Regions from separate parts of the Mus musculus genome. Here regions 1 and 3 are each linked to region 2. A link is a loop called in an ENCODE intact Hi-C map of the cell type or tissue named here. Cell type or tissue: gastrocnemius. All regions are shown on one strand. Each heading gives the region's core, and the rest is flanking DNA. Links, peaks and the distances in the headings are about the cores only. Region 1 overlaps Gm46375 (a long non-coding RNA gene). Region 2 overlaps Syne3 (spectrin repeat containing, nuclear envelope family member 3). Region 3 holds the start of Gm31829 (a long non-coding RNA gene).

Region 1 (10,165 bases), core at 1-5,000, 58 kb after region 2:
TTCCCAGTATTGAGGGAAGTGATCCAGAGCATGGACTGTTTAACAGATTTGGGGAAATCAAGGCAGAGAGGAAAAGAGCAGAACAGAGAAGATCTCAGGTCTCCTGTTCAAGCCCCCCACCCACACCCCAAAACACCAAATCACTCATCCTTGCCATATCCACAGCACACACAACACCGTTTGTGAATCTCTCACCTACTGTTCATAAGCTTTATAACATAGGGGCTGTGGGGAGCTGGGGTGCCCCCTGTCTGAAGCTGACAGGTAAAACCACTAGCCCAAGGCTACATACTCAGGTGAGGCCAAAGTGGCCATCTGATTTGACCACCCTTTCTCTTATAGCGAAATGACACTGGGGGCCAGAGGCTTCTGGGCTTACAGACTCCACAGTCCCTTGGAGGTAATACTTCCCTGCCCAGTCATGCTGTCCAATGTGACCACACCAGGCTCCCTGAGCAACCACGGGTCTCTGTATCACTAGGTGGAGGGGCTGCCCAGACAGGGCTAAGTCCATAGTCACTCGAAAGCGTGCAAAGACCCCCAGGAGAGTGGGCAGTTGTTCCCATGGAGGCAGAACAGCTCTGCCACACCCTGAGGTCTTTGCCGCACTGAGGGGACAAAGGATCCTGGGTTCTCATCCCTCCCTCAGTGACTCCAGAAATAAGGCCTCCTGGTACATTCCTACACAGCCACCCCCAGAGGGGCCTCTCTGGCACGCGGGGAGCAGCTTGGCTCAGCTGTAACTGTCAGCAGGCCCGGGGAATGTGCGAGCCCACGTGTGCTAGAGTGTCCCTCTGGGGCACAGTTCACAGGAAACCCAGCAAAACAGCCCGCTGGCATAGATCACCTTCCTACCTCCCAGCTCCTGCCCCCTATGAGCTGTTGGCCCCTCCCCACTCCCCCAGCAAGAGGCGAGGCTAAGAAAGCTCTTCAAGAGAGCCAAGTTCCTGCGCAACGGATCTAGACTGTGCCGCCTTGAGCAAGTCACGCCCCCTCTCTCTGCTTGTTTCTTCTCTCCTGGGTACACGAAAGGGGCTATCCTGTGTGGCTGCAGTACGAGCATGACACACTGGTCTTGAGCAGAGTCGCTTTTTCCCACCCACGAAGGATGGGGTGTGACACCCCCCTTTGGTACTAAAGTCACCCCACAAGCATACCCTGGCTATCCATTATAGAAAGAAGCCATCCCTACAGAGATGAAGCAGGGCTCCAAGTCACTGGGGATACGTCCCAAAGCCAAAGAGATTAAATGTCACGAACCCTGGGCTGAATTCACCACTTTTCAGTTTTGAAGCAGAGGCCAACCAAGATGTGTGAGACACCCACCCAGGGAATGGGCTCCAGATCTGACTTCAAGCGAAGCCAACATATAAGTTCCCCTTAGAGTGGTTTGATGGGGATCAGCGAGGCTGTGCGGCTGGCCCAAGTCTGCACAACAAGGTGACTGAAAGAAACGGAGCGCGCCGGGTGGGACTTCCCTTCCTCACTGCGCGCTCTTGGGCTCTCCCTGGCGAGCTCGTAATTCCCAGAATGGGACATTCCGGGACCTGAGGACCTGTGAGTTGACAAGTCTGCCAGCCTCTAAAGGCGAAGAGGGGAGACCGAAGAAGCTACCTGGCCCCAGGGAGGAGCAGCCCCCAGCACTGCGGCGTCTTGGGGCCAAGACTCTAGGGTGCCCAGGATTTCGCAGCGGGTGGAGCGGTTGCATTTGAACCGAAGCTCCGCCCGCCCGCAGCTGTCACGCTGGCCGCCGCCCCCGCGCGCCTCCCCTGCTCCCCAGACTTCCCGCGGCGCAGATCCCAGGGGACGCGTCAAGACAGGGGTACGCTGGAGAACCGGGCGCGATACCCCGCAGCCCCGTGCTGCCTCCCACCGCCCTGACCTTACTCACCCTGCCCGGAGCAGACGGAGTGCGGCGCCTCCGGCGGCTGGGCCGAGTCCCTCCTGCACCCTGCGTCCCGGGCGGCTCCGGGGCGGGGCGGGGCCGGGTCAGGGCGGGGCGGGGAACACCGCGACTGCCCCGCCCCCCTAGGGACCCGCCCGGAGCCCCGCCACACTGCAAATGGGGAACCAGGGCGGAGGACGAACCTCCCCGCTACAATTCTCAAACCAAAGTTCAGGAGGGCGGGAATACTGTGTCTGTCCATGCCAATCCAGATCCGATCCAGCGTCTTCATCTGCCTCCTGCCATTCCAAAGAGTCGTGGGGACCACCCAGGAGGAGGCCCTCGGGAAGCTATTATCCTACCTGTCCAGACTTGGGGAGGGGATCAGAGGATGGCAGGTGTTACCCTCACAGAGCAGAGAGAGCGACACAGGCAACAGCACCAAGTACAAGAATGAAATGGCAGCCATCAGTCAACCTGAAAGAGGCACTCTACAGAGCCCTTCCCACTCTTCAGTCTTCTAGCCACCCATACTGCATGGGAACTTCCCAAAAAGCCCAAGCCCAAGAATGTCCATCTCCTCTCTCTGGTGTCCTGGCCTTGCTCACCCTCCCCCGCCCCCCAACCAATCAGCATCCTCCCATGTCATTGGCCAATCCTTGTTTTGGGCTCCACCCACTTAACCTTGCTTCGGAAGAGAAAGTGTTTCTCTTCTCTGCCTCAGGGCCTTTGCACTTGTAACTGCCTAGGGCCATTCTAACTCCACCAGTGGGATTTCAAGGATTTTCAAGAAGAGGCCGGCTCCCTTCCCCTGCCCTCAGACCTTGTTCAACCTCACTAAAACAAAACAAAACAAAACAAAACAAAACAAAACAAAACACCCTAGGGCTCCAGAGTTATCTCTTTCAGGCAGCAACAGATCCTTCCGATTGAGTCTGGGTCTTCTGAATGAAGCGCCTGCTGCTAAAGAGAACACAACTTGGAAACCTAGTACCATGTGAGAGTCTGTCTTCACGACCTAGGAGTGACCAGTCCACTTAATAGATAACAACAAAGTCTTCAACACAAGCCCAAGGTCAGTCACACGGTCGCCTTCTGTGGTTTCTTGGCAGAGCTGGCAGAATAAATAAATGTAAAAGCCATTGTCCTAAGGAGATTAATTTGTCAAACAAAACCAGAGAGTAATGGTGGGGGGAGGGGAAGAGAGAGAGAGAGTATTCTGGAAGAGGCAGAGTTAAGTAGAGCTCTAAGCTTAACACTGGAGGTGGACCCAATTTGAAGCAGAATGCCAGAGGCTCAACCACGCCTTAGTTGGAGCCCATTCATTAAGACATAATTACTTTGAGAAGATCTACACAAAGGGCCTCCCCTGGTCTAGCACAACAGCCAAGCAAGCAGTGACTTACAGTAACTATAATTCTCACCTTTGGATAAGGCTTTCAACCTGCATCCCTTTGTTAAATCCTTACTACCGTCCTCCTCTGAGCAGTTAGGAGAATGTAATTAGCTTTGTCTTAAAAGCCAGACACTGAGGGCTCAGGCACTTTGTTCTGGGATAGAGCTGTCTCTGCCACCTCTGTGAATAGCTGGAGCAAGCAATTGGCCCTCTAAAGTCCCATACCTGCAGTGAAAGCTGACCTAATGCAGCTAGACAGGCTATAAGCCTTTTAATCCTAGCACCCAGGAGGCAGAGGCTGACAGATCTCTGAGTTCCAGGCCAACCTGGTCTACAGAGGGAGTTCCAAGATAACCAGGGCTACACAGAGAAACCTTGTCTTGAAAAGCCAAAACTAAACAATCCATAAGCAAAAAACCAGAGATGACAGTGCCAATCACCCCAATTCACAGCCAGCAGCTGGTTACTCAACTCCGGTTCCCTCTTCTGTTAAAAGGGTCTAATCTAATAACAGACACTTGTATGGTTCTCTGCCTGGTGTCTTCAGGTCTGCTTGGCAGGAGCTGTTGCTTTATGGTTCTGAGTCTGATGTGATGGCCAGGATCTCTGGCATATGGCTGTGCCAAGTGTTTCATCTAACTAACATCTCCAGAGCCAGCCATATGCAAGTCTCTGGGAATGTGGGGAAGGGTTTACAGAGATGAGCTGTCCTTTCCATGGGTAAGCCTTTCAGAGCAGTAGGAACCCAAACTCCAAGCCTTGCCTTTCTATTGTGTAGTAACCGAGTGAGTCAGTTAACCCCTTAGAATACTGGAGGGGGACAGCAATGGTGCTGCACAGGTAAAAACATAAAAACGGTAAATATGAACCCCAGAACTCCATCAGATATTAAAGTGCTGGGGAGACTGCTCAGTGGGTAAGTACTTAGCTGGGCAAGCATGAAGACTTGAGTGCTCATCACCAATGTTCCCATAAAAGCTCAACGCCATAGCACACATCTGTAAGGCAGTGGAGGCAGGGGATGTGGACTGCAGGGGTTCTCTCTCTAGCCAGTGCAACTGAAACAAGCTCCAAGTTTCAGTGAGAGGCCTTGCCTCAGAGAAACAAGGTGGGATAGAGGGGGACAGTTGGTAGATGGTGACCTCTGGCTTCTACATGGAGACATGCAAGCACACACCACAAACACACACACACACACAGTGTTACATATATATTGATAGGTTGTTATCTTTGACTTGATACTTTTCACAACACTCTCTTGGCTTTTCATAAGGCTGATATGCACATCCATCAAAACCGGACTTCACTATGTATACGTATTTATTGGCATCGTGGCTCTGGGTGGAACACACTGGGTGGTTACTTCCACACCGCACTTACTTTTTTTAAAATAATATTTTTAGTCTTGGGAACTTAGCACAGTGGTAGAGCATCGCCTAGCATGCACACAGTTTCTATCCTTAGCTCCAGTAAAAATTAAAATTGAAAAAAAAAAAACTTTAATTACATTTTTTTTTATTTAACTGAAGGAATTGTCCAGTGCGGCAGTGAGCATGTGGAGGTCCTGGGGATCGAACTCAGGCCATGAGGCTTGGCAGCAAACGCGGTTGACACTCAGCCATCTCCTTTTCCACTTCGTAGCAGCCCACGCATTTGGAAGAAGGACGCTGTACAAGCGTGGGGCGAAATTCTCAGCTAAGAAGACATTAACGGCTGCTACCAAGTTTAAAAACGTATCTGGAAAGAAAATACTGGCAAACGGCTTGGGGAGAGCCCCGTTGTCATCTCTGGAATTGAGCACAGGAAACCCCGCCCGCGGAGGCCTCCCCTTTCAGAGACAGCCTGGAGAGGCAACCGCAAGAAGGGGCACTAAAATTATGCCTTTCGGAAATTCTGACTCACGCGCTGTGGGGCTGTTTGTGCAAGGCAAAAATGTCTCCGAAAAAGTGAAGTTCCCACTGCTCCCACCCCTTCCTCTGGGCGTGCATGCGTCTCCACCGGCACTCAGGCACTCACGGGGAAGCGGGAATGGGCACAGCTAGTTCTTGGTCTGCTACACACTGGCTCAGCCAGCCTCCCCAGCAGCTCCTGCATTCTGTAGGTGTGATTTCCTGTTTGTTTATGTGTTCAGCCTCCACACGAGATTAAGGGGGAAAGTAGGGATGGCCTGGCGTTGCTTGTTGCTTCCTTTATACAGCCCTTTGTATGGATGGGTAAAGCGAGGCAAGAGCGGAGGAAAGAGGTGCCCTGTCCAGAAATCCCGGAGGTGTCAGTGCTATCCTGCAATGTTTAGTCCCATTTCCTGGCTCCTGTCTGACTTCTCTTTCAGGGCTGGTTTTTAGGATAGCTGTTGGCTGGAACACTTATGCAAAGCTCTCTCTGGGGCGTCTGTCCAGTTCTGGGGTATCTGTTTCTGGGGTGCCCCAGAGAGCTGGTCAGCTCTCATCCCTAGTCTGCTCTCCACAGTTTTTAACAAAATAGTTTTGTTTCTGTGTTAGCGTTTTCCAAAGGTTACTTTATAGCTCCCCATTGGGGTCCTGCAGGAGCCCACTGCCCTGGTAGGTGCAGCCTCTCACAGCTGCCTCTCTGCCCAGCACTCCCCAGGAACACTGACCTGCCTTGCTTTCAGAGTTTTCTGTGTGTGTGTGTGTTTTGTTTGTTTGTTTGTTTGTTTTGTTTTGTTTTGCTTTATGGTCTTGTGTTTGTTCCGCAGTGGTAGGGACCAAGCCTAGAGCCTCTGCGTGCTAGGCAAGCCCTCCACCAAAAGAACCATGACCCCACCCCTTGCCTTGAATTTAGAACATGGAAATAGAGTATGGGGTTATGCATGGTTGGATTCTACAGTGTCTGACTGGGTTCTAGCCTTTTTTCTGCCATGTTACTTCTGGTTTTGGACTTCTTAAAATGTTCATAGGTTTGCTTGCCTGGTTGGTCAGTTACATGGTTGTTTTTTTCTCACAAAGTCTTGCTACTCTGTAGCCCTAGCTATCCTTGTGCAGCCCGACCCCTTCTGGAATTTGTGGCAATCCACCTGTCTCAGCCTCCCAAGTAGGTATGGGTCATCTCTATTATAGGCAAAAAAAAAAAAAAAAAAGATTTTTTTTTTCCTCTTACTTAGCATCAGCCATCAACTTGACACAATCCAGGATAATGTAAGGGGATTTGAGTTAGGAGAGTCCCTCCATCAGATTGGTCTGTGAGCATCTTCTTGATGATGGCACTTTGTGAGTTCCTGGGCTGTATTATGATGGCTGCCTGAGCAGGAGCCAGTGAGCAGCGCTCCTCAGAGGTTCCTGCCTCTGCTCCTGCTTGAGTTCCTGCCCCGACTTCTCCCAGTGATGGACACTGACCCGGAAATATGAGCCAAATAAGCCCTTTCCTGTCTGAGGTGCTCTTGGTCCCGGTGTTTATCACAGCATCAGACGCAAAGAACAATCTTTAATGTTAACGGTGTAAGATGTAGCTCAGTTGGCAGAGCACTTGCCAAACATCCGAGATGTCCTGATTAGATGCCCAGCACTGCATAAAACAGGCATGGTGGCACATGCTGGTTTCCCAGCACGTAGAAGTTGGGATCAGGAGAATGAGAAATTCAAGGTCATCCTTGGCTACACAGCGAGCTTGAGGTCTACCTGAATCAAAATAAAAAATAAAATAAAATAAAATAAAGTTTCACTAGTGTACAAACAATGGGTCTCTTTGTAACACTTCTTACTCACTCTCTATTTGTATATTATATAATTGCATTATATTATATACATTTACATTTTCTTCTGCTGCACACATGGCACCCCCCCTCCCCCAACTCCTCCACCTTCTTGTTGGTTCCTTCTGAGTTTTCCAGTCTGAGACAAGAGGAAAGTAGGAAAAACCATCACTTGCTTACCTCTCCAACTTAAGAAATTGTGAAAAATCTCAGGACTGGAGAGATGGCTCATCAGTCAAGAACACTGGTTGTTTTTCCAAAGTATCTGGGTCCTATTCCTAGCGCCCACATGGTGGTCCATAGCCACATCTAACTCCAATTCCAGGGGCTCAGATGCCCTCTTTTGCCTTCCCTGGGCATCAGGAGTGCACATGACTCACAGACACACATGCATGAGGGACACCTTTGCACATAATATTAAACATTTTTAAAGTGAGGATATTGATCTTGTTACACAAAAAACACCATTCACTGTTGAGGGAAATATTAAAAAATGAACCCACCAACTCTCCTCACTTCTGCTTCTCTCAACCCACCAGCTCTCTGGCCCCACAGGGCCATGTTCCCACTCTAGTACCTGCACCATAGAGCCACAACACTACGGCTCTGTCCCACATTCTAGTAACCAAATAGATCCGCCATTCTCGTGTTTTGATACCACAATACCCAGTAACCCGGTAAAAACAAGACTCAATGCTTACAGTTAACCAATCAGATTTATATATCAACAAATTCTCAATATACAAGATGCCAATACAATAATTTCAGAACCAATTGATAATGATAAAAGCTGCCCAATATTCTAACCTTTATATCATAACAACCTGTGGCTAGTCATAGCCACACTGATTCACATCAGCCACCATCTTCCTTTTCCCCACCCCACCCCCACCCCAAGACTCTCTTTGTCTCTCTGCAACTCTTAGCTCTGCCTCCCTTTCCCCTGCCCAATCACTGTCCTCCCACTGCCCTAATGTAATTAGATAGGGGAAAATCCTGGGACACACTGTGACTAGACATTGTTTCTGCTAAGTTCCATGGAAATAAAACATGCTAATCTACGGTTGATAAACTTTAATTCTGAAAATGGAAAGCCTTCTGGAAGAGGCTTCCTGTGCATCTCCTGGAGAGTATCCAGGGCTATGCTCTCTGCTCCCACCGGCTTACTTTAAACGTGTTTAACTACGTGTTTTACTGGAAGATAATTGTAAACTTGCATGTAGTTACAAGACCTTGCGCAGTATCTCTCCCTGCCCAGTGCCCTTGCTGCCAGCATCTTGCAGAACAATGATAGAGTATCACAGGGAGGGACACTAACACAGCAGTCATCAAGACAAAACACTCTGTCACAGCAAGCTGCCAGTCTGTCCCATCTGCTTCTTTTAAATGCTGGAACCATCAACCAAACCATTTTCCTTTCTGTAGCCCCACCCCCACCCCCATTTTAAGATAGTTCTCTCTACTGCAGAGTTTGCAACCCCTGCATGCTGGAGGATGAGGCAAGAGGATTTAGAGCTCAAGGCCAGCCTGGGCTACATAATGAAACCATGTATCAGACACATACTGAATGGAACCTTTTAGGGTTGGCTCTTTCTACTCTGGTGTTAGCAAATCGTTAACATATTCCCCCTGCTGAGTCCTGGCCCAGGGTATGGATGAATGCTGGTTTAATCATCACCCTACAGAGGGACATTGGTTGTTTCTGGCTCGGTGCTCTCTTGTGAAGCCGCCCTAAGCGCTCTGCGCATGCGCCTTCGCATCCTCGGTTGTTTGGTATAGTCCCCATAGACAACTCCACCCCGCTCTGTTCTTCCTAATTGTTTATCCCTCCAGTGTACTAACTAGGGGATGTTTGTGTGCCAGTAAATGCTCTGGGCTGAGCTCTGAATTGTGGAAGTCCAATAAAAACAAATTACATTCCTGCAGAGCGTGTGAGGATAACAACACAGGGGCATGTGGGATACTGAAATAACCAGGCTGTGCTGCACCGTGGACTTCCTGGAGGAATGTAGAGACAGAAGAAGCAGAAGGCCTGGGTGTTTGAGGGAAGGCCCTCTGGAGATTGTGAGTTGTGGGTTAAGCTTGGATGATGGGGAATACTAAAGATACTTTGTGCTTACTAAGGGCTTACCAGGAGGCGGGCAGTACTCTGATCCTTTGCCTGTGCCACTGCTCTTCTTGGGAGCCTTGATTGTCAACTCACAATCAGGGGAAAAGAGAAAATAACCCCTTGCCCACCATCACCCAACTATCATGTGCCTGACCAGATATACAATGGCCCTCCCCTCGTTCTCTCACCTTACTGTGTGTGTGTGTGTGTATGTACTTGTGTGCGTGTGTGTATGTAAGTGTGTAAGCATGTATGTGTGTGTATGTATGTGTGTATGCATGTGTGTATAGGTATGTATGTGTTTATGTGTGCAGGTGTATGTAGGTATGTGTGTGTATGTATGTGTGTAAATGTGTGTATATGTATGTGTGTATGTATGTGCGTGTGTATGCATGCATGTATGTGTGTATACATGTGTATGCATGCATATGTGTGTATGCATTGTATGTATATATATGTGTATGTATGTATGTGTCTATGTTTGTATATGCATGTAAGCCAGAGGTCAATGTTGGGATACCTTCCTCAATCATTTCTTCACCTTATTTACTGCAACAGGGAAGATTTCTCTACCCTAAACCTATTTCTGCCAGAGTAACTGGCTAGCAAGCCCTGAGATCTGGCTGTCTCAGCTTCCTGGCATGGGGTTTTGGGTGCACAGGGTGGCTGGCATTTTTCACATAGTTGCTGAGGATCTGAACTTGGGCTCTTACACTGTGCAGCAAGCACTTCACCTACAAGCCATCTCCTCAGTCCCCACAGTCCAGATTCTTGTTTGATTGTTGTTTTGTCTTGTTTCCTTTTTCTAGACAATGTTTCTCTGTGTAGCTCTAGTCCTGGAACTCACTCTGTAGACCAGACTGGCCTGGAACTCAGAGATCTGCCTGTCTCTGCCTCCCATTTAATCACTCTAATTTTTTTTTTTTAAGAAAATAACTTCTTTTTTTTCCCCCCTATTTTATGTGTGTGAGTGTTTCGCTTACACACATGTCTACACCATTTGTGAGCCTGGTGCCCACAGAGGCTGGAAGAGGATGTTAGATCCTTTGAAACTGTAACCGGGACCTA
Region 2 (5,000 bases), core at 1-5,000:
AGAGGCCCATTGGACACACAAACTTTATATGCCCCAGTACAGGGGAACGCCAGGGCCAAAAAGTGGGAGTGGGTGGGTAAGGGAGTAGGGGGGGTGGGTATGGGAGACTTTTGGGATAGCATTGGAAATGTAAATGAGGAAAATACCTAATAAAAAATTAAAAAAAACACAACTCTATATAAAAGTTTGCAAAGCTCCCTCCCCATCCCCATGCCCCTCCCCCTCCCTCTCCCTCTGTTTCTTCCTGGGTCCTATTTCCTGGGCCTGTCAGATTCTCAGAAGTCTGAATCACTGGCCTTTCTTATCTCTGTCTCCAAGAAGGATGGGCACTGTCCTCAGAAGGATGGCCATTCTCCATGCTTCTGGCCTCCTTGCCTGGGTCTCTCTGAGCCCCCTTTTCTGCCCACCAGGGCCATTTAGACTCCAGCCTGCAGCCACTATTCTCACAACATTACCCTGAAGGCCTCATGCCTCTATGCTAGGCTCCCAAAGACCCTATCTCCCTATATATTTAAAAAAATCAAACAAAACAAAACCACTGGCAAAGCTACGGGATGCCAGGCCCCTGCCAAGGGGCTTGAAAAGTCCATAAAGTCTGAGTTGTAATTAGATATTGTCCAAAGATGGGTTCAGCATCCCACATTCTGCATCTGCCTTCAATAACTCTGTCAAAGATAACCTCATTTTCTAAACCCTGCTTTTCTGAGCCTGCAGTACCAGGGTCAGGATACCAACAGTAGCTAACTACCCACGACAGCTTCCTGCCATAGGGACCTGTGGCCTCCGGCACAGGAGCACACTCCCTGTGGATATGTGACAGTTAATCTTGCTTGTCAACTTGACTAGATCTAGAATCACCTCAGAAACAAGCCTCTGGGCATGTCTCTGAAGGATTGCCTAGGTTCATTAGCTAAGGTGAGAAATCCCACCATAATGTGGGCTGTGCCACTCTGCAGGCCAGGGTCTAAGACATCATGAAAAGGGGAGAAACTAGAAGCAGTTGAATCTCTGTGAGTTTAAGACCAGCCTGGGCTGCCTAGGACTCCAGCGTTCCTTGCTCAATACTTTCTGATCTGACTAAAGCTACAGTGAGACTCGCTGCTTCAAGTTCTGGCCACCATGGTTCCCTGAACCATAATGGACTACACTCTGGACCTGTGGACCAAAGCAAGCCCCTCTCTTCACACGCTGTCTTTGTCAAATCCTTGGTCATGGTGATGACAGGACATGAAAGTGACTCAGCTGTGAGTGAAGGATGATTTAAAGTCACCAGACTTTTCAAGGTCTGCCCCACTCAGGGGCAGGGTTGTGTATGCCACAGGCCCTGTGTATGGCACCATGCTTCCTGGAGACTCCTGGGGCCAAGCCTGGTGCAGGAGCCAAAAGTAACAGACAATGTGTCATGGTCTGAATATGCTTGACCCGGGGAGTGGTACTATTGAAAAGTGTGGCTTGTTGGAGTAGGTGTGGCCCTGTTGGAGTTGGTGTGTCACTGTGGGTGTGGGCTTTAAGACCCTCATCCTAGCTGCCTGGAAGCAAGTATTCTGCTATCAGCCTCCAGATGAAGATGTGGAACTCTCAACTCCTCTTGTACCATGCCTGTCTGGATGCTGCCATGTTCCCACCATGATGACAATGGACTGAACCTCTGAACCTATAAGCCAGCCCCAATTAAATGTTGTTCTTATAAGAGTTGCCTTGGTCATGGTGTCTGTTCACAGCAGTAAAACCCTAACTAAGACACAATGTAAGTGTGATAGGTGCTCCCACCACGTGGAGGGAAGGAGACAGACTTGTCCCGTGCCCTTTGTGTCTCACATGTCCTGGGATTGGGTTCTAACTCTAACACACAGGTGCAAGGAGGTCTTTAAAGCTCTAACAAGGTCATTGGCTTCTCTGGGAACACACCCATCCTAAACACAAAGGACTTAGTATTGCTGGTCATGCTGCCTCATGTGACATTAGTGGCCATGTCCCTTCCTTGTGACCAGGGCTTGCCATTTACCTATAACTTGATTGCAATGTCTCTTTAAGAATCTCTTTCTATTCTAGACATTTCTAAGTTGCCTGTGACATCGATGTGTCCACCTACTAACTTCTGGATGTAAAGAAGATGTTTCCAGTGGAAACGGTGTTCAGGGCCAGGTAGAGTAGAAGTTAGCCTAGAGTTGATTTTTCCTTGAGCTGCACTGCCAGGGACCAGCTTGAACTCCATGAGTCTTGGTTCAAAGGCAGACCCTGGCCTGACTAGGTCAGGCTGTGCAGGGATCCCGGAGCCTGCATTTCTATTTGTCTCAGTCCAATGTCAAGAAGTCTGAAGTTCTGAACAAGCAGTTAGTTGCAGGGAGTACAATCAAACCTGTGCACCTGAAAGCGCTCATGTGGCCACTAGAGGGCGCTGCAGACAAGGCTCTGAAGCTGCCAGGGCTGAGGGACACCCCTCAGGTGTTGGGACAAGGCCACCATTTCTGTTCTCCCTCCGTGGCCCTCCTCACAATGTGAAACCCTGGCTTCACTCACCCACTCACTGATCCACCCACCCAATCCCCAGGAAAGCAGGGCCCTTGTCTGTCTGTCCGTGCATGCTGCATCCACCACAGGAGCCAGAACAGCAGCTGGCATACAGGAACTGCTCAGCAGTCAGAAGTTACAGAAATGAGGATGAGGACAAAGAGAGGTTGAAAGGAGAAAGGACCCAGGATTGTAGGAGTGTAGGACCTGGCTCTCACAGCTCAGGCACATCACTGGTCCCTTACCTCCAGGGACCTCTGCAGGGCTTGCTGGTCACAGGAGATCTGGTCTACTTTCTGCTGGTGCTTAGAGTTCCCATGGGCAAGAGGCCTCACAGCCTCGATCTGTGTCCCCAGATCCAGCCCCTCTTCCTGCAGCCCCTGCGATAGAAAAACAAGTGAGCTGGGTCACCTCCCCTCCATCCAGAAGACCCTCCATCCAGGAGGCCCAGTAGGGCAGGGGCTGAGATGGGTTCCCAGGCTAGCATGTCCCTCTATCAGTGGCTGTACCACTTGGGTGGTCCAATAGATTCTTCTTCAGGGCAAATGAAACTTTAAAATTCAGACACAAATATCCTGGGGCACCATAAAAATAAACTATAGGAAAGATCCCAGACAGCATCTTGAGAAAGAAACCCACGTCTGGACCCCCACCTGCTGACCGTTGGTTGTTATGCGGAATTAGACCTACTTCAGTATTAAAGACTCAAATGTAGCATGCTTAATGTTTTCCAGAGAACACTGTCAGCTTATGCACGAATCATGTTTGGGTTTAAAACAATAAACACCGTGTCGTGTGCATGATAAAAACCAGTAAGGTCCCTCAGCCGGCCAGTGATTGCCAGTGACCTGCCTGTATGCGGTCCACACGTGATAGAAAGCATCCCTTCCTAATCTCAAAATTGGTTTATTCAACTGAAAGCCTCCAAGTTCCTAGGACACTTAATCTTCATCGTCTACCTGACTAGATGTTTATCATCTAGCAGACACCTCTGCTGTGTCTATGAGGGAGTTTCCAAATACGATGAGCTGAGGAGGGGAGAGCCACATTAACTATGGTGGACCCACCCCATGGGCTGGAGTCCCCAAAGGGAATAAAAAGAGAACCGAACTGAAAGCCAGCATTTACTGCCCTCTCTGCTTCCTGACCCCTCCTCAGACTTCAGAGCCCCAAAGAACTGCTTGTTGCTGTGTTAGACTCAAGACTCCGTAGCTCAGGGAGTGTGTATGTGTGTGTATGTGTGTGTGTGTGTGTGTGTGTGTGTGTGTGTGTGTGTGTGTGTGTGTGTGTGAACAGTCCCAGCTGAGGCCAGGACTGCCCACTGAATAAGCAGAGATTCCATTGAGACCCACGCCATCCCGGCAGTAATGGACCCAAACTGCCAGAAGGGGGTGCTACAAAGTAGACAACAGAGCTCCTCACCTGCAACCTTAGGAGCTGGACCTGCTTTCCAGGAAGGTCCCTCGGAAGCCCTTTCTCTGCTTGGATCCTGGCCTGGAGGTCTAGGAGCTTCCTGTTTAGGGGATCAAAAGCCACCCCAAAGTCCTTGTGCTGAACAAGCAGGCTCTGCAAATAGAAGCATAAATAAGAGCTTTTCTTATAGTGCTTTGCAAGACCTAACAGTGGGCTGGGCTGCTCTCTTTAAATGAACTCCTAAACCATCTCCTCCAGGAAGCCCTCCCTGGTGGGCCAACCTTGTGTCCCCTTATCACACTTTAGCCATTGTCTGTGCAGGCTGCCCCTCCCCTGTACACCAGATCTCTCACCAGAAGTTTATTATAAATATGATTTTTGAGAACACATCTCAGTCTACTCATTTCCTCTCTATACTCTGTTATAGAGACAGAGTTGAACCAGTGCCCTACAGACACTGGCCTCTTCAATGCCAGAACCCTATATAGAGCCCTATAGGCTGCCGCAGCCTGTGGACCAGAGATTCTCAACCTGTGGGTTGTGACCCCTGTGGGGGATGGGGTTGAATGACCCTTTCATAGGGGTCACCTAAGATCATCAGAAAACACAGATGTTTTTACACTATTATTCACAACAGTGGTAAAATTACAGTTACTCAGTTGGGAACTCCAGTCCATGGAGTGGGGCCGTTAACAAAAATAATTTCATGATTGAGGGTCACCACAACATGAGGGACTGTATTAAAGGGTCGCAGCATCAGGAAGGTTGAGGACCACCGGTCTCTTTGCTGAGACCCCTTTAGGGGTGCAGCAGCCTCAGTGGTTTGAAAGTGAAGACTTCTCTTTTTGTCTGACTTCCCCCCAGCTCCTGCAACCCTGCCTCAGCCCTCTGATGAGGTGAGGTTGTTGGACTGGAGTCAGGTGATGTAGCCTGAGCCCTGAGCCCGTGCCAGGAGATCCTGACTGACTCTCCTCACCTGTAAAACAGGGTGAACGGCAGGCAGCACCTCCCCTAGAGTGTCAGCTGGACAAAGATTAGCAGGTGGCTGGCCCAGAGCCAACGCCAGTAGACCATAG
Region 3 (10,676 bases), core at 2,871-7,870, 150 kb after region 2:
GGATGCACCCAGGATCAAGGAGGGAGAGAGGGGAACACTTAGGACAGATCTCAGGTCCCCAAAACTGCTGGGCCAGAGATGTGCAAAACCCCCATGTTTCTGACTGTCTGTGAGGTCCCTGCAGAACCTAGGAAATGAACCAGGCACCAGGCAAATCTCAGGCCTCATTAACAGAGAGTCTGTACCTGTGGGTGTCCCTCTCTGGTTCTTTGTGCGGGTGGCATGGTTTGTATCCTGCTCTGATGAGCACATGGCCCTGGGAGTGGGTGACTGCTGCTGTCACATCCTTGTCTCTTAATTGCCGCAGGAGGGAGGATGCCCTGGGAGTGGTATGGGTTTGAATTTAAATAGAAAAGAGATGGAGGAGCCAAAGATCTAGGACATTTGAAAGGCAGCACGGCCCTCCAAGTGAACTTCCAGATCGTGCTGGTTCCGAAGAAGGGAGAGGGGGAGGGGAAATGAGGGAGTTGGTGAAGAGCCAGAATGGATGAGGCGCTGGATAGAGAGGCTTTTCCTCAGTGTGACCAGTGGCCTTGGGGAAAGGCACGGGCCGTCATGTTTCATGTAGGAGCATGTGATCATGTTTCATGTAGGACTGTGTGGAAAACAGGCACTCCCGCCCTACTGAGTCTGGGTCCCTGCCTCACAGGGCACCGAGGTGATTCCCGCACAGTAGAGTTGAGAAACTACTTTGCAGACTCCCCACTGGCCAGTTCACCCAGCTGGGAAGGGGCAGCATAAAGGACTCAGGTCAGTGTGATTGCAAAGCAAGGGCTTGTGCCGTGTATGCAGCTCATGCCTCTCAAATCAGCACTGGAAGCTTTTAACAGAATACATAGTTCATCATCCAGGATTCCCCAAACACACACACACACACACACACACACACACACACACACACACACACTATCAGGATTAAGCAGTGTGTAGAACTAGAACCTACCTAACGCGGCATTCAAGTCCCAGAGAACAAGACAGTGTGCCTAGGGCCACATGGCTGCACTGTCCTCCCACAAGGGAGAGGTTCACGAATGAACTGGAACCTCAGACTCACTGGCCTGAAATCAGATGGGGACAGGAGACAGCACACTTTACCCCAGCTCCCCCTGAGTAGCGGGAGTCTACTAACCACCTAGAGGAGCTGGCTAGAGGGTCAGACGTCTGGAAGGGTTAGTACAGGAAGCTGGGGACAGGGAAGAGGAAGAAGACGAGTCTCAAGCCCTTTAAATCTATGATCTAGCCAGCACGGGCCAGTCTCTTGAAAGCATCCAGGAAACCTTTTGAAAGCCCACCATCGAACCACGAGATGTCCCAGCAGAGAAAGACACTTGACCCCAAGCCTAATGGCCTCAGTTTGATTGTGGGGGTCACATGGTGGCAGGAGAGAACTGACCCCTGAGGCTGTCCTTTGACCCCACATGCATGCGTGCACACAGACCCACCCACATACATACATGCATATACATGCAGACATGCACACACACGATCACATACAAGTGGAAAAGAATAAAGTAAGCCTACCGCTCATGTCACCACAGGCGGCCGTATGAAGGGGGGAGGTACAGAGGTGAGACCGGAGTTGACAGCTGCTGGTCACTGCACCTGGTCATCTTTGCCTCTGTAAAGACAGCCTTACCAGGTGGGCCTCTTCCTCCAGCTGACAGACAAAGCCAGAGATCACACCTGCCGGGATCCCCTTGATGTGTGTGATGAGGGAAGAGCAGGTTCGGAGGTCTTTTTCTATAGTTTCATCCACCTCTGAGACCTTTGAAGCATTTTTATAATCCATATTCTCTGGAAAAATTTTTAATTTCATCTGTACTGCTGGGAGCCTTCCTGGAGGAAGAAAAATGCTGATTTAAACAATACCGGATCATTGTGAAGTATGAAATTCATTTTGTGGGTGTCAGGCATGTTCTGTGAGCAGTTGAGACTCCTGGAAATAATGAACAAAGCCCACAGCTCACAGAACAAGGGGCCTTAGCCATCACAGGTTGAGCTGTGGTTCCCCAAGCCCAAAGACACTCCCCCCTCCCTCGTCCTCCCCACTCCCACTCAGCTCGAAGGCTTTCAGAGTTAAGATGCGTTTATCTTCATCCTCAGGGGTGCAATGTAGCCATTGCACCTCCTAACTGAAGGAGGTTCACACATTTGTATCTGGAGCTGGTAGCCCCCGAGCCCAAGGCGAGTCCTTTGGCATGTGAGACCCTTTTCTCTTTATGAGCCTTGTCCAAAGTGATGGAGGGCTGTTTCAGAAAACGGAATTGGCTGGCACGGTATCAGGATGAAGCAGTGCGTAGGATTAGAATCTGGATGGTGCGTGGAATTGGGAGCTACATCGAGAGGAAAATGAAGGTCCTTCCTCAGCACTTAGGAGGCATCATCTTGGGGGGGGGTGCCCCACCCTCAGCCCCTCATGGGAGGAGTGAAGGCAGAGGCTGGCTCTCCTGGGGTTTGGAGAGGCCAGAAGCACACGCAGTGTTCAGTGCTGACTTGTGTTGCCCCCAGCATCTCGCTGTAGCCACGGGACAGACTCTGGGGCGTTTCCTCACACATCAGATCTGGCCACGCAGCCCCAGAAAGCAAAAGGCCAGAGTTACAGAAAGCCAAGAAGAGATTTTAAGGGTGAGGTGAGGCCTCTCAGCCTACCGTCAGGGCCCTGACATGGGTTAAAAGGAGGGATGAGGGTCAGGGCAAGGGGGAGGGATGCAGGTGTGTGTGTACCTGAGGATCCTTGGTTACCAAGTGGTCCAGTTGATCACGGAGTTCCCAAGCTGCAGAGTGAAGAAGGATGTCCTTGATGTTTGTGAGGACAACTCTGCTCCCATGTATCTGTCAATGAAGCCCTGAAGTTGATGAATCCAAGATGGCTGCAGGCTCAGGACAATGCCTGGAGACTCCCAGGCAGCTGACATAAAACACCCCATTTCCCTGGTTGTGGAATCGTCAGTTTCAAAGGGGCTGAGGTGGGTGAGGAGCCTGCCGCTTTAGACAGACACTCCTTATGAGATCAGTGCGCCCATCTGAAGAGTTCAGAGGGATTGTTGCCTGAAGCTGAGAGACAAAGCAGATAGATGCACAATGCAGGCAGAGAGCTCAGGCCTCTGCCCACTTTCAGTTGCCTTCTGGGACAGATGACAAGTCCTTTTTCAGAGAAGCAGTTGTCAAGGGTTCTATGCTACCAGCAAGTAGTGTGGAGTCTTGCATACTGTAGATATCAAGGAAATCTAGGCACCACTGAGTACAATGCTCAGTGGACGGGTCTCTATGCAGACTCTAACCAGGCAGGACTCACCTCCCTGGGCATCCAAGAGGCACCCGTGATGCCCACCCTCCTCAGAAGACCCTGCTTAGGAGAAGTCTATGAGGAGTTTCTATCTCTTGAATCCAGGGACTGTGAGGGGAGCCCGGACGTCTGCTTAGGTTTTCCTTATGGCTCCTGGGTCTGTTTAAATTTATTTTGTTGCTGAGGATTGAACCTGGGGTTTTACATCTGCTAAAATATAGAAAAGGATGCTGAAACTCAATCAGGAAAGAACCATACAACCTAACAGTCGTACTCGTGGGCAGACAGGAGCTGGCACGTCAGTAAAGATGAGGTATGGATGGCAGTGGAGAACCTGTAAGCATGCGCAGCTGCAGCAACCGGGAGGAAATGCAAATTAAAGCTAGGAGACAGCACACCTGTCAGAATGCTAGAAGCAAAGAGCTGCTGAGCTGCTGCCAGATACTGGCAAGAGTGAGCAGGGAGCAGGCACAGTCACGTGGGCACCACTGTCAGGAAGAGGGAGAGCACCTTGGAAAACAGCTAGACAGCTTTCATGAATAAAACATCCCTTCATTATTCTCAAACAAATCCTGGCGTAGTGACTCTCAGCCTTCCTAACGCTGCAACCCTTTAATACAGCTCCTCATGTTGTGGTGACTCCCCCCGCAACCGCAATATTATTTTTATTGCTACTTCATAGCTGTAATTTTGCAACTGTTATGAACTGTAATGTAAATATCTATGTTTTTTGATGGTCTTAGGAGACCCCCTTCCGTTGAAAGGGTCATCTGACCCCCCACAGGGGTTGTCACCTACAGGTTGAGGACCACTGTTCTAGTGGCTTTATTCAGAGCAGAAGTTGGGAACTGCTCAGGTTTCTTCGGCAGAGGAAGGGTTAAATGGGGGCAATCAGAACCATGGGATGCTGTTTACAGCAAAAAAGACCGAAGTATTGACAGCTACAACATGGATAAATCTCTAGCGAGTTGTGCTGAATGGAGAATGTCCCCAAAGAAGACCAGCTTTACAGCTCCATTTCATGGCAATTTTGAAACAATGACATTTTAGAAATGTCAATTAGATTAGCGCTTCTCAGGGGCTAGAGAGTGGGACGGCGGTGGCTCTGGAGGTCACAGCAACACTCAAGGGGTCCGTCAGATGAAGTTATACCAGAAAAGGGTATTGCATCCCCTGGAGCGGGAGTTACAGGTGGTTGTGATATGAGTCCCCCTAAAGAGCACCATGAACTCTTAACTGCTGGGCCATCTCTCCAGCCCCACTAAAATCTTTTGTAAGGGAGACGTAACATATAATATTCATGTTTTTATCAGGGATTACATCATGCTTTTCTTAAACATTCTGTAGCCTTTTCCATGTGGTCTTTCCCCCATCTCTCTCCGTTCTAAATCTCGTTGCTCTAATGTCTATAATGTTTGCACTTAGGTCATTTCATGGGATGCTCTCCCAGAAGTGGAGTCAGAGGGTTGGAAACATGCCCCTGAGGCTCCTAATGTAGGATTTCAAGTGGCTTTCTAAAGAGCTCTGCTGGTGCTGCGTTCACAGCAGAAGTGTGTGCGCCCCCTGGTGGTTCTTTGGTTTGTGCTGCCTGGAGAGGGTCTTGAAAAATGAGCTGCCCTAACAGACCCATTGAGCAGGACTCTGGAGAGTCCTACTCCTGTCTACCAATGTCTAGAAGCAATCCAGATGAAGAGAAGGGAGATGAGTTGATCTTTTAGGTTTTTCTAAGTGGCCTCTTTGTCCTCAGGTTCTTAACAAGGTCCTGGATCCCAGGAGGTCTTGGACCTTGACAAGATCGGGTGGCTTCGGAACTGTGTAAGCTTTGTATTAGCCCACTTCGGTTACAAAACTGTCAAATTTATTTCCTTATAGTTTTGGAAGTGAAGTCTAAAATCAAGGTCCAGGAGGGTTCTGTACCTCTCTTGCAGACATTTGTCCTCTCATAGTGTCCTTACCTGGCCTTTCCTCTATGAATGTGTCTGGACACACACACACACACACACACACACACACACACTCCCCTCTTTATGTAAGGACTCTTACCCCATTGGTTCAGACCTCTGTCCTTAGGAGTCTATTTAATCTTAATTACTCCATAAAAGTGCTATCTCCACAAGCAGTCACATTGCAGGGTAGAGTTTCAATATGACTTCTGGGGCTCACAAATATTCAGTCCTAGCAGGCATCCTGATCTCGGGGAGGCAATTTGAGTGTAGAAGAGAAGAGCTAAGTAGCTTCCTCACTCAGGAGGACCAAAGGTGAAGAAAGTCAAAGGTCACCCTTCATCTTTTGGGAAAATATTCCACAGGTCCAGGTGTTGAGCTCCAGGCCAGCCTCTGATGATACAGAAATGGAGGCATCATTTTTGTTCTCCCAGTGGAAAAGATACTGTCTTAGTCAGAGTTTCTATTCCTGCACAAACATCATAACCAAGAAGCAAGTTGTGGGGGGAAAGGATTTATTCAGCTTACACTTCCACATTGCTGTTCATCACCAAAGGAAGTCAGGACTGGAACTCAAGCAGGTCAGGAAGCAGGAGCTGATGCAGAGGCCATGGAGGGATGCTGCTTACTGGATTGCTTCCCCTGGCTTGTTCAGCTTGCTTTCTTATAGAACCCAGGCATTTCCTCAAGGGAGGCTCCTTTCTCCGTGATGGCTCCAGCGTGTGTCAAGTTGACACACAACACCAGCCAGTACAGACACACTGAGAACATTTTCAAATCTCGTACAGCCGTCTGTATTGAAGTAGGGTACAAGCCTGGTGCTATAGGAAACCATAGGATTGTGGGGAAAGAGGATTCAGGGGAGACCTTCTGGAATACAGAAGCAGGGTAGAGTCCATCTGATGGAGGTCACATGCAAGAGGAGACATAACAGTCAAGACATGGGGATGCATTTGTGTGAGGTGATGGCCAGAGCTCATTGCAGAAACTCCCAGGCACTGAGTCAGGACCAATATGTCTGAGGCAGCTTGCATGTGAGGGTCAAGCAATCCTTTGGCCATCCAAAAAAATGTTTTGCCATATCCTAAAAATAATGGACGTCCATTGGGAGTGTTTGTTTGTTTGTTGTTTTGGGCAAAATGTCAGATGATATTAGGCTTGGGTAATGCCTTTCTGGGCGCAGAATGGAGGGTGAGTCTGAAGAGATAACACAAATGCAAGTGAATATCAGTCAACCCATGGGTAGTTCCAGAGATGAGAGGTGGGAGCCAAAGCTAGGGATGTGGTGGGGCACTCACAGATGCTCTGCAGGGAAGCAGCAGCAGCAGCAGCAGTACCAGCAGGAGCAGCAGCAGCAGCGCCTTGTTACACTGTGAGCTGAACAGCAGGGTACAAGGCATGTATGATTTGTCCCATGTGCCTGACCAGTTTGAGGGGCTTAGTAAGTGTTGTTGACTTGTGGATGAAGAAGTTTGGTGGAACCGTAGAATGCCACAAGCATTCTACAGTCTATGCATGACTGAGAGCAGACATTTCTCTGGCAGCTGACCTTGAGCTTGGTACCAATCCCAAGATGGTGGCTATCTTCCATCCATACCTGTATATCTTGGCCATAGCTATGTGTATTGATATTGAGAGTGCCTGTCCTTAATTTTGAACTGGTCACAGCACCTGTAGCTACCCCATTAATCGGTCAAATCTCTAACTTGTTGTTTTTATGCACAAGCATATTTTTTTAATGAGCTTGTTTGTTTGTTTGTTTGTTTGTTTTCAAGACAGGGTTTCTCTATGTAGCCCTGGCTGTCCTAGAACTTGCTCTGTAGACTGGGCAGTCTTGGATTCAGAAATCTGCCTGCCACTGCCTCCCATGTTGGGAGTAAAGGCTCAAATTTATTAAGCTGCTCAGCTGAAACTTCTCTGTCTCTCTGGTTTTTTGAATGAAATTTATCTTTTAATGCACGTTTTTCTCTTCTTTTCCTGAAGTACATTTTCCTAGTAGCTTCTTAAGAGAGACGAAGAGTCCCCCTGAGTCCTCGCTTGCCTGCAGACCTTCCACTTTACCCTCATCTGCATCATGTAACTGGATTTTGGGGTCCAGGGTAACTGGACCCTCCTCCAGATCTTGAAGGCATTGTTCATCTTGTAGCACACAGTGCTGCTTTTAAAATTGTTTATTCATTTATATTTAATCTGTATGGTGTTCTGTCTGCATTTATGTCTGTGTACTATATGCATGAAGTACCCTCAGAGACCAGAAGGCACCAGGTCCCCTGGAACTGGAGTTTCAGTCAGCTGTGAGCTGCCACATGGGTGCTGGGAATCAAACCTGGGTTCTCTGGGAGAACCAGCCAGCTCTTACCACCGAGCCGTCTCTCCAGCCTTTAAACCTGATAGTGAGAGTTTTGATCTCCGCATCCTCCTCTTCTTCCTCCTCTCCCTACTTTCTCTTCCCCTCATCCTCCATCTCCTTCTCCTTTCCCGAATCCTTCTTATTGAAGGTGGTCCTAGAGACAAGCTGGCCTTGAACTCTATGACCAGGCAGGTCTTGAACTTGTGACCCTCCTGCTTCAGTCAGCCGAGTAGCTAGATTACAAGTCTGAACACCAAGCCCAGTCAAGGTTTTTGTTGTTTTGTTTTGTTTTTCCTTAATGTGACTCATTTTGTTTTTCTTCAAGGAGAGTGACATGTAAGGGTCTTAGGACAGTGTTTGGAATTTAGTAAAATATGATTAATTCTTAGCCATTATGATTGAGTTTTTAAAATTTGCCGTTTTACTCTGGTATATGTCTAGCCACTATGCTACTTAAGAGAGTGGAGCCCCAGTTTCCTGGAGCACTTTATAGTAAATCTGCCTACCTGTCTCTCTCTCCATCTATCCACCCACCCACCCACTTATCTATCCAATCTTTCTTACTGGTCTCTAGAGATCCCTAAAACAGGTATCAAACTGTATTTCTCACTGGGGATCCCTGCTGCCGGCGAGCAGATGGCTTGCCTATTTGTTTGTTTGTTTGCTTGTATTTTGAGACAGAGTCTCACACAGTCCATCCTGGCCTTGAACTCACTATGTAGGCAAGGACACTCTTTAAGCTTCCAGCCCTCTTAGCTCCTCCTCCAGAGTGTGCGGTTTATAGGCTTGTTCTACCACGCCTGGCTTTATGTGGTGCTCAGCGTTGAGCCAGGGTTTGTTTGGTGCATGTTAGGCAGGAGCTCTAACCACTGAGCTACACCCCAGCCTCAAGGGAAGCTTCTTTTCATGACTACCCTAGGTGTGTCTGAGGGAGGGGCAGGGCTTCCCATCCTGTAGGATGGAGAGAGGTCTCCAGGCACACACTTCCCCTCCCTCCGGACTCTCTCCTCCTCTCCCTTGTTGGACAGATGTGTTTCCATGGTGCCTCTTGAGAGGGGAGGGAATGGTGTATGCTTTACTTGGATAGTTAGGGGAAGGTACCTAGGTTTCTAACTGGTGGCTTTTTGCTGATTCTTAGTACAAGGTCTCAGTGCTGGGTGTTCCCAGACTGGGGTCTATCTCCTGAGGACTTTGCCAGACCGGGATGTTCTGTGGATGCTTCCAGACTGGGGTCTCCTAAGGATGTTCCCAGACTGGGATCTCTTAAGGAATGTTCCCCATACCTATTCTAGTTGTCTCTACCTCCCGAGACCTGTCACCATGTCCTGTGCGTGCACCTCCCCTTCCCTTCCCTTCCCTTCCCTCCCCTTCCCTCCCCTCACCTCCCTCCCTCCCTCCCTCCCTCCCTCCCTCCCTCCCTCCCTCCCTCCCTCCCTCCCTCCCTCTCTCCCTTCCTTCCTCCCTTCCTCCCTTCCCCTGTTCTAAGACAACCACAAATGCCCTGGGTGCTTTGATCCACTGTCTACCAGTGCCGCGCTCAACCTTCCCTGTCCCTACATGCTGACAACCTTTGGTTCTATCTTTCTGCAAGACTGTGGGAACCGAGTGGCCACAGGTCTGGGAAGCAGAGCTGAGGAGGAAGCTGTTGCCACGTGGGGTAGGAGACAGGAGCGAGAAGGGGCTACTCTCCATCCCTGGGGAGGTGCTAATGTGGGGGTCTGGGAGAGGGGGCAAAGGAGGAGAGAGCTGTGGGTTCTATATAGTTTAATGCTGGATGAACAGAGAGGTGAGGAGAGGATTGAAAGGGTTCGGCCCCAGTTTGGATGCAGAGTGAAGAAAGGCTGAAATCATGGACGCACCTCAATGTGGTGGTGGGGTGGGCGGCATGTAGCCTAGAACAGAGACAGGGTACCAGCAGGAGGGAAGGGAATTCAGCTGGGCCTCATTTCCTGAATTTTGAGCAAGTCTGTGGAGTCTGAGAGGGATGCTCAGACTGTGTTCAGCCTAGAAGCAACAGTGAGCTCATGGACTACTCAGCAGTAGCATTTGATCCTTCTCTGGGTGGCCCCAAAGGTGCTTGCCCATGCACGCGTGTATGCAGAAGGTGCTCACACATGCACACCTGTATGCACAAGGTGCTCACACATACACACCTGTATGCACAAGGTGCTCACACATGCACACCTATTTCTACACGGTGCTCACACATGTATACCTGTGTGCACAAGGTGCTCATACATGCACACATGTATGCACATGGTATACACACATGCACACATGTGTGCACAAGGTGCTCACACATGCATACCTGTATGCATTCACACATGCACACCTGTAAGCACAGGGTGCTTACACATGCACACATGTATGTACATACATACCATGAGACCCTGACCTTTTCTTTCAGAGCCAACCCATGACCAAGTCTTCCTCCCTGTGTAAAAAACGAGCCTCTCCCTTACAGTGCAGAGCACAGCACTCCTGGATAAAAATAGAACACACTCAAGTCTGCCCGGGCTGCCCAGGAGGAACATTCATAGCCTTGTTCTTCCTCTGCTCTCAGTGTTATTGGTGTTTAGTGCCAAAAGACAGCTCTGCTGTGTGTGGGTGTGTGTGTGGGAGTGGGGTAGGAACAGCCTCAGCTCTGATTGCCAGGAAGGCCCTTCTCTGTCCCTAGCACCACTGAGCCTGAAGCAGGCCCTTGCCTTGCGTTGTCCCCTGGGCTCTTCCTTACAATGATTCTGCTTCCAGCTGGCAAATCTGCTTCTCACCCTCAGACTAGGCCTGGGACTTAGTCTAGGAAAGTCCATCAGCACAGCTGGTTAGCCTGGGGCTACTCTGGTCACCAGTATCTGCCTGCTACACACAGGGGCCTCGAGCAGCCACTGCAGTCAATATCCTGTGACCTGTCCACATGGTTCTGGAGTTCTTCCTGTTTGAGCCGTGAGGACTGTTGGATCGGCTTTTTCTGAGGCAAGAGTCACCTTCTAGCCTGGGGCAGTGACATTAAGAGTCTCAGTAGGCCTGGGGACCTTGAGAAGCCCCACCAGTCCCAGGAGTGTTGCAATGAGGATTGGGTAAGAGATTCGGGATGATA

The links. Peaks named below come from ENCODE experiments on the same cell type or tissue, not always from the same donor. Only the 100,000 strongest peaks of a DNase experiment are listed, where the experiment ranks them.
Region 1: a loop joins it to region 2, with 4 times the contacts of the local background. A loop is called at or near these places in 11 of 42 quality-filtered maps.
Region 3: a loop joins it to region 2, with 3 times the contacts of the local background. A loop is called at or near these places in 11 of 42 quality-filtered maps.

The regions. Positions count from the first base shown.
Region 1 is chr12:105,008,100-105,018,264 of GRCm38, forward strand. It overlaps Gm46375 (a long non-coding RNA gene), which reads right to left. Exons shown (of 2, transcript XR_003950255.1): 2 at 4,584-6,913. It also overlaps a transcript of Syne3 not described here. Among named protein-coding and RNA genes, the nearest start is that of Gm31742, 9.7 kb to the left of the region's middle. In gastrocnemius, for the core only: a CTCF peak has its summit at 1,916; a DNase peak (open chromatin) is centred at 1,834; H3K4me3 peaks cover 2,509 bases; H3K27ac peaks cover 3,027 bases.
Region 2 is chr12:104,950,230-104,955,229 of GRCm38, forward strand. It overlaps Syne3 (spectrin repeat containing, nuclear envelope family member 3), which reads right to left. Exons shown (of 19, transcript NM_001042699.2): 11 at 3,934-4,077; 12 at 2,757-2,891. Among named protein-coding and RNA genes, the nearest start is that of Syne3, 46 kb to the right of the region's middle. In gastrocnemius, for the core only: CTCF peaks have their summits at 2,392 (motif pointing right) and 3,906 (motif pointing right); DNase peaks (open chromatin) are centred at 2,413, 3,898, 4,509 and 4,961.
Region 3 is chr12:105,099,396-105,110,071 of GRCm38, forward strand. It overlaps Gm31829 (a long non-coding RNA gene), which reads right to left and starts at 3,596. Exons shown (of 3, transcript XR_872956.2): 1 at 2,725-3,596; 2 at 1,522-1,836. In gastrocnemius, for the core only: a CTCF peak has its summit at 4,849 (motif pointing left); DNase peaks (open chromatin) are centred at 3,720 and 4,847.